Linked DNA regions of Homo sapiens: region 1 is linked to region 2. A link is a contact called in ENCODE Hi-C data. All regions are on one chromosome and are shown on one strand. The core of a region is the stretch at or near the end of the contact, and the rest is flanking DNA. Distances in the headings are between cores, read along the strand shown.

Evidence for each region. A loop is a pair of places that touch in the nucleus more often than their neighbours do. Pooled maps may share reads with other maps.
Region 1: a map of mammary epithelial cell shows a loop between it and region 2 (9-fold over the local background). The contact joins the enhancer-like site here to the promoter of GRIN2A in region 2. A Hi-C loop is called at or near these places in 1 of 168 maps with a recorded cell type or tissue (mammary epithelial cell), 5 of 37 single-sample maps with no recorded cell type and 5 of 50 pooled maps.

Annotation. Positions count from the first base shown.
Region 1 is chr16:10,736,216-10,739,965 of GRCh38, forward strand. No RefSeq gene overlaps it. Among named protein-coding and RNA genes, the nearest start is that of NUBP1, 5.8 kb to the right of the region's middle. RefSeq lists an enhancer at 1,493-1,542. Within about 2 kb of position 2,241, at least 28 of the 41 ENCODE cell types and tissues checked have a DNase peak (open chromatin) inside an H3K27ac peak, as active enhancers do.
Region 2 is chr16:10,180,752-10,184,638 of GRCh38, forward strand. It overlaps GRIN2A (glutamate ionotropic receptor NMDA type subunit 2A), which reads right to left and starts at 1,677. Exons shown (of 13, transcript NM_001134407.3): 1 at 1,126-1,677. RefSeq lists silencers at 765-874, 885-944.

The sequences.
Region 1 (3,750 bases), core at 991-3,490, 560 kb after region 2:
TGTCCATTAACAGATAAACTAGTATAATCATACAATGGAATACCACATAGCAACCAGAGGAAACGAGCTTCATACACGCAACAATGTGGATGAAACGAAAATAAATATGCTGAGTGAAAGAAGCTGAATTAAAAAGCGTGCATGCTGTATGATTACATTTATATAAAATTCTAGAAAATCCAAACTAATCTACAGTGAAAGAAAACAGGTCAGTGATTGCTAAAGAACAAGAGCGGACCACAAGGAAACCTTTGGGTACATACATATGTCAAAACTTGGCAATTGTATACTTACAATATGTGCAGTTTGTTGTATATCAGGTATACCTCAACAAAGCAGCTTAAGAAATAAACCGGCCGGGAGTGGTGGCTCACGGCTGTAATCCCAGCACTTTGGGAGGCCAAGGCGGATGGATCACCTGATGTCAGGAATTCGAGACCAGCCTGGCCAACACGGCGAAACTCCGTCTCTACTAAAAATACAAAAATTAGCCGGGCGTGGTGCCAGGCACCTGTAATCCCAGCTACTCAGGAGGCTGAGGAAGGAGAATCGCTTGAACCTGGGAGGCGGAGGTTGCAGCGAGCCGAGATTGTGCCACTGCACTCCAGCCTGGGAGACAAAGCGAAACTCTGTCTCATTAAAAAAAGAAATAAACTGATAATTACTAACACCTATATAGGGCTTGAAAGTGCCAGACACTCTAAAAAACTGTTTTACTCATTAACTTGTTTAATCTTCCCAACAATAATTCCTTGAATATTATTGTTGACATTTTTCAGAGACGGAAACTGAGACAGGGAGCCTGAATGCGAACACCTGGCATTCAAGGATCCACGTCCTTTCCAGTTTCTCTCTATATAATGCATCTGAGCCTTGTTTTTCGACTCAATTATGTGTTGAACACCTGGTGTGTATATAGCCCCTTGTTATATTTGCCGGATCCCAGGGAAGAAGCAGAAAATTTTCTACACCTAAACTTAATTTTGTTTCCATTGCCTGAGTACCTTGATCATAGGTGGGGGGAGAGCTCCACCTGCTGGTATAACTAAGGAACCGCAGGCACTTCCTGTGTTTTCTAAGGGTGCTCGCTGACCTTGTTTGAATATTTAAAGTGCCCCTGTCTGGCTGAAATTTTTAGCCGCTGTAACCAGGTTTTAGTCTTGTTTCATCCACTAATCTTTTTTTTTTTTTTGGTAAGGCAGATTCTCGCTGTGTTGCCCAGGCTGGAGGGCAGTGGTGAGATCGCCTGCCAGGCTCAAGCGATTTTCCTGCCTTGCAGCCTTCCGAGTAGCTGGAACTACAGGCGCACACCACCACATCCGGCTAATTTTTATATTTTTAGTAGATACAGGGTTTCACCATGTTTGCCAGGCCGGTCTCAAACTCATGACCTCAGGTGATCCACCCACCTCGGCCTCCCAAAGCGCTGAGATTACAGGCATGAGGCACCACGCCTGCCCAGTTTCCCCCATTTTTAACATCTTGCATTAGTGTGGTACATTTGTCACAGTTGATGAACCAATATTGACACATTATTATTAAATAAAGCCCATGGTTTATATTAGGCCTCACTCTTGGTGTCGTACGTTCTATGGGATTTGACGAATGCATAATGACATGCATCCACCATTACATAGTCACACAGAGCAGCTTCCCTGCCCTAAAAGTTCCCTGGGCTCCCGTTTACCCCTTATCCCCTCCCACCCGCTGAACTCCTAGCAACCCTGATCTTCGGACTCTATAGTTTTACTAATTTATTTTTAAAATTATTTTGAAGTCTATTTAAATCCTTGGCACTTACTTAGCTTTGTAAATTTAACTTTCATTTTTAGTCATTATTCACCATCTTCAGTCAGAGGAACTGAAATAAAAAAATTTAAATTTAAATTTAAAATCTAGTCTTTCAAAATCACAGAACTAAGTAAGTGTAAAGGAAAATTACACAAAATTTCAAATGCTAATTTTTGTTAAGTTTATGGCATTCATACTTCGGAAGTTGTTAGAATGGAAAACCGTGCTCAGACTTCTGGAACGCAGTGTGTTCAGTTCCGCAGGCCAGGAATGGCCTCCATGGGGAGATGCTGCTGAGACTTGGCCTGTCACAGAGGACTGGGCCACAGCCAGATAGGCGAGAGACAGGCAGTGGCCTTTCCTGGCAGAAGGGCCTGTGTGAGTGACAGCAATGAACTAGGGTGCCAGGCAAAGGCCAGCTGTTTAGTGAATAGACTCGATATTCTCAGTGACACTCAGGCTGGAAGGGTCAAAATGAGTCATGCAGGCTACTGAACACCATATGAAAACTGGGCCTTATCCTGTGGGCCATAGGGAGCCACTGACGGTTTATGAGCAGCAGAGTGACTTGGTCTGATTTTCATGGGGAAAGAATGTTAAGACTGAGAAACAATTCAGGGAACTGTGGGAAACATCACTGTGATCCTGGATATCTGGTTTTCCTCCACTTCCAGTCATATAAAACTGTACTTCCTATACTTTTTTAGGCATGACCATGTGACTTTTTTTTTTTTTTGCGACAGAGTTTTGCTCTTGTTGCCCAGGCTGGAGTGCAGTGGTGTGATTTCGGGTCACTGCAACCTCTGCCTCCCAGGTTCAAGCAATTCTCTTGCCTCAGCCTCCCAAGTAGCTGGGATTACAGGCATGCGCCTCTGTACCTGGCTAATTTTTGGTATTTTTAGTAGAGACGGAGTTTCACACTATTAGTCATGCTGGTCTTGAACTCCTGACCTCTAGTGATCCAACCGCCTCGGCCTCCCAAAGTGCTGGGTTACAGGCATGAGTCATCACGCCCAACCTTTTTTTTTTTTTTCTGAGACAGAGTCTCATTCTGTCACTCAGGCTGGAGTGCAGTGGCACAATCTTGGCTCACTGCAACCTCTGCCTCCCGGGTTCATGCAATTCTCCTGCCTCAGCCTCCTGAGTAGCTGGGATTATAGGCGCACACCACCACACCCAGCTAATTTTTTGTGTATTTTTAGTAGAGACAGGGTTTCGCTATGTTGGCCAGACTGGTCTTGAACACCTGACCTGGTGATCCACCCGCCTCGGCCTCCCAAAGTGCTGGGATTACAGGCGTGAGCCATCGCGCCTGGCCTTTTTTTTTTTTTTTTTTTTTTTTTTAGACAAGGTGTCACTCTGCTGCCCAGGCTGGAGGGCAGTACTGTGATAACAGCTCATTGCAGCCTCCAACTCCAGCAATCGTCCTGCCTCGGCCTCCCAAGTAGCTGGGACTACAGGCATGCACCACCTTGCCCAGTTAATTTTTAAATTTTTTGTAGAGACAGGGTCTCACTATGCTGTTCTCCAACTCCTGGCCTCAAGCAATCCTCCTGCCTTGGCCTCCTAAAATGCTGGGATTACAGGTGTGAGCCACTGCACCTGACGTGTGTGACTAATTGTAGCCAATGAAAAGTGGGCAGATAGGTGTCATTTCTAGTGGAAGCATTTCAGAATCAGGGTACAATTCCCCTGGCTTGTGTCCTCTGTGTTCAAAAGGGGCCACAGGAGACGGTGGAGCTTCAGTCTGTGTCCCTGAGGAACCACAGGGAGCAGGAACCTCTGTCCATGAAGTTACATATGGAGCAAATGCCAAAATAAACTTGATTGCCTTGAGCCACTTCAGTTTGGGGATGTCTGTTTTGGCAGCGCAGACTAGCCTATCCTGGCTGAAACAGACACTGTTGCAGGACCAGGAGGAGGAGGGGGCCTGAGCTGAGGCAGGAGGGATGCTGGAAG
Region 2 (3,887 bases), core at 427-2,926:
GGCCACAGACCCTAAGCGCCGCGCGTGTTCTGTACCCCACCAAGCTCCTAGGTGCACAGAATAAACCCTCCATCCAACCCCTCCCACCTGGGATAGAGAGGACCAAGTTATCAACCCCGCCCCCTGCTGGCGCGGAGCGAACTACAGACCCCGCAGGGCGTGCGGAGGCGGCACCCAGACCCCGCGTCCCAGCTTGAGAGCTCAGCTAGTTGGCTGACCCCGCCCCCTACGAGCCCGTCGTGTGCACCACACACTTTGCTCTACGCCCAGCCCCAACTACAGACCCGGCTCCTCTCAGTCAGAGTACACCCCAAGTGCTTGGGAGTGAGGACGCTGCCTGGTGGGCCCAGGCTCCGCTGTGCCTGGGGAACTTGGGGCTCGCCCCACCTCGAGCCAAGGGGCCGTGGAGAGTCCTTCACCCCTACACGCGCGCGTGCACACACACGTGCACACACACACGCACACACACATGTTCACACACACACACCCTCTCTCACGCGCGCCGTGTGCAATGCTGAATTCTGGAGAGTAGGCGCGTCCCCCCGCGGGCCAGCGCGTAGGAGCTGGCAAAGAACGTGCGTAGGGGGAAAGGTAGGCTCCCAAGAAGCTCCCAGACGGACGTGGACTGTACAGCCCCTCCCTAGCCTTTCTACTGCGGGCGCTGTTGCCAAGTCCTAGGTGCACGTGGGCAGTGGGCCGCACACGCTCATAGGCACGCGCGCTTTTCTGCGCACTTCCTCAGACTGCTGTAGCGGTGCCCACGGCCAGCCGGAGTCCTCACATGTCCTCAGGTGGTGCACACGCATGAACTGCGGCAGGTGCACAGCCCTGCGTACCTGCAAATACCAGCACGGTCGTGCACGCGTGCCCTGACGCGCGCCTCTCGGGACGGACGCTGCTGGAGCCGGGGGAAGTTGAGGCGAACTCCAAGAGGCCTCGACGTTCCTGGGTAAGCGCCGCGGAGCGCGGAGCCGCAGCGCCCCCTGGTGCCCCTCCTGCACTTCGCCGCTGGGCTCCCTCCCGCTTTCCCTCTCCCTCTCTAGCCTGATCCCTCTCCCGCTCTCCCTCCGGTCGAGTCTCCCTCCTCCCCGGCCCAAGGAGCCCTGATCTCCCTCTGGGACGTACCTGTAGCCCGAGAAGGTCGAGGATGCAGTGGGGCGCGCTGCGCGCACGAGCATCTCGGCCGCCTCAGCAGCCACCGGGTTTAGCGGGTTCCCGCATGCTGCGGCCCCAGCGCGCTCCCCTGGCTGTCCCGCGCTGTCCGCATCGCCCCCACGGGGGGCGGCTATCCCAGCCGGAGGCTCTGCAGCAGGGCTCTAACGGGGCGGAGGAGAGAAGGAGAGGCAGGGTCAGCCCACCAACGAGGGGAGGGAGGGTTGAGGGGAAGGCTGCAGTCTGCAGTGCTCACAAGCCCCCCTATGCGCCCAGGGGGGCTAGACAAGAGGGGGGAAGCTGAAGCCCGATGCCCACGACGCCCCCAGTGCGGATCCTCAGCCCCTGTGGCTGATAGCGGGAGCTCCACTCCAGGGTGCACAGGAGAATGGGAGCCCCAGGTTGGCCACCCACGAGAAGCTAACTGGGCACCTCCACCCGCACCCCCTACCACCTCCCCAGCGCCGGCTGCTGGGAGTTGTGCGACCGGGAGCTGCTGAGCGAGGGAGGTAGGGAGAGAAAGAGGAGGTAACGAGGGTGGGGGGGCGCTGGCTGAGTTTGTGACGAGCCAGCAGTAGGAGAGGGGGAGGGAAGGACGCGGGCTCCCGCGGTCCCGGTTCCCCGAGGGAGGTGGATCTTTCCCACGCAGCGACCCTCTTGTGATCCTGCCGCTTCCTCCCTCTTCAGGCCTCCCACCTCCCCCCTTCCCAAGGGGGCCTCCCAGGCCCGGCGTCCCGCGCTAGCACTCACCGCAGCCTCTCTCCACATAGTTCTCAGCAGTGGCCGCTCCTGGTCATCTCCAGGGCTGATGGCTGCGGCCGCGATTCTCAGCGCTCACCCGGTCCCATGATCCGGCCAAGCCCTAGGAGCTCCCCTCCAAGATCCCTAGCTCCGCTTCCTGCCCCACTCCGGACGGCAACTGCCCGGTCCTCTGAGCGCGCCGGAGCACCCTCTCCGCAACCCAGCTCCGGGCTGGTGTGTTTGAGGGCGAGTGTGTGTGTGAGTGTGGGAGCGCGCTCGCGTGTGGCCGGGGATCCCCGCGGTCCCCGGCCGAGAGAGGCGCGGGCGGGGAAAGGCAGCTCCCTCCGGGCCCTTCGCTGCTGGGCCAGCTCCGCGCCGGGCGTTCGGCTCCCCACTTCCCAGCGGGAGTCCGGTGAGCGCCTGGACACCCTGGTTCACAGCACTGGCAAAGCCGGGTTCCCGGGGCGTCTTTCTGCTGCGGTCGCCTCCGAGGAAGAGGAGAAGGAAGGTAGCGGCGCCCTCCACACCAACTTAGGGACTTGTTCTCAGCCGGCGAGACGCAGTAGCCCCCGCTCAAGCCCAAGAGGCTTCGAGCTCCGGCGGGCGAAAGCGTCTCCTGCCCGCAGCCTCTCTCCTAGGTGGGTCGAGACAGACCCCGCAGTCCCTCGGCGGCGACGCGGAGCGCGGCCACCCGTTCCGAGAGCGCACGGCGGCAAATAAGGCCAGGATAGGTGGCTGGCTGGCGACGGGGGCGCCTGCGGCGGCGCGCGCTGCTGTCCGTGGTGTTGGAACCACGCTCTCCGCCCGCTCCCGGGCGTCTGGTGCGGCTGAAGAATCAATTATTCAGATCTCTGCTACCGCTTCCTCCTCCCCCAGTGCCTCGCGCTGGGTACAGTTATCCCCCTCCACGCACAGGCGCGCCGACACACACACACACACACACACACACACACACACACACACAGAGTCTGCTCCAATGCTTCTCCCTGTGCCTCGCCACCCCCGTACGGGAACCCACTCCTCTGATCTCAGGGAGCCAGAATCCTAAAAGCAAAGACATCTGCATTTCCCACATGCTTCCTTCTAAGTTCTACCAAACAGAAGCCTCCCTGAGGCTGCCACTTCTAAGCTACCAGAAGAGGTGAGCCAGAGAACATGGGACGGCCCGGGTGTGTGAGGGCTTGGTTGACTTGAATTCTAGCGACTGGGCATGAAATACATGGTCAAGGGAGGAGCTCTGCCCCTTTTATATTCACCTGTATCTCCAACGCCTGTCTGCCTTTCAGGCCTTGGAAGGAAAGGGGTCTTAAATTCTAAGAGGTTTTGCAATGACTGTTCCAACCCTGCCTCCTCCACTTAACCTAATGTCACCTGCTGCGGTCTAAATGTGTGTGTTCCCACCCCCAAATTCATAGGATAAAATCCTAACTCCCAAGGTGATGGTATTAGGAGGTGGGGACTTTAGGAGGTGACTTCATGGCTTCATGAGAGTAAAATGGGATTTGTGGTCTTATAAAAGAGATGCCAGAGAGTCAGCTAGGTCCTTCCACCAAGTGAGACTTAATCAAGAAGGCATCGGCCTATGAACAGGAACTAGGCCCTCCCCAAATACTGAGTCTGCTGCTGCTTCATCTTGGACCTCCCAGCCTCAAGAAGTGAGAGAAATAAACTTCTGCTGTTGATGATGTTTTGCTATGGCACCTGGATCAAACTAAAATATCACTTTTGGACATTATATTACTTCCCTTTATTGATCACTAATCTGGAAATGGGGGGCAGTAAAAACATCTACTTCTCAGGATTATTTTGAAAAGAAAAGGAAGTAGCCTTAATAAAGGGGTCAACAAGGTCTGGCACATAGTAGATGCTCAATCAACATCATGCACCTTGAAGTAGCCTGGAAGCAGGGGAACTTCTTCCAAGAATGTGGATGTGGCTGCTGAAATGGAGACAGGAGAGGGGCACAGTGTGTGGAGACAAATGGATTCATTATT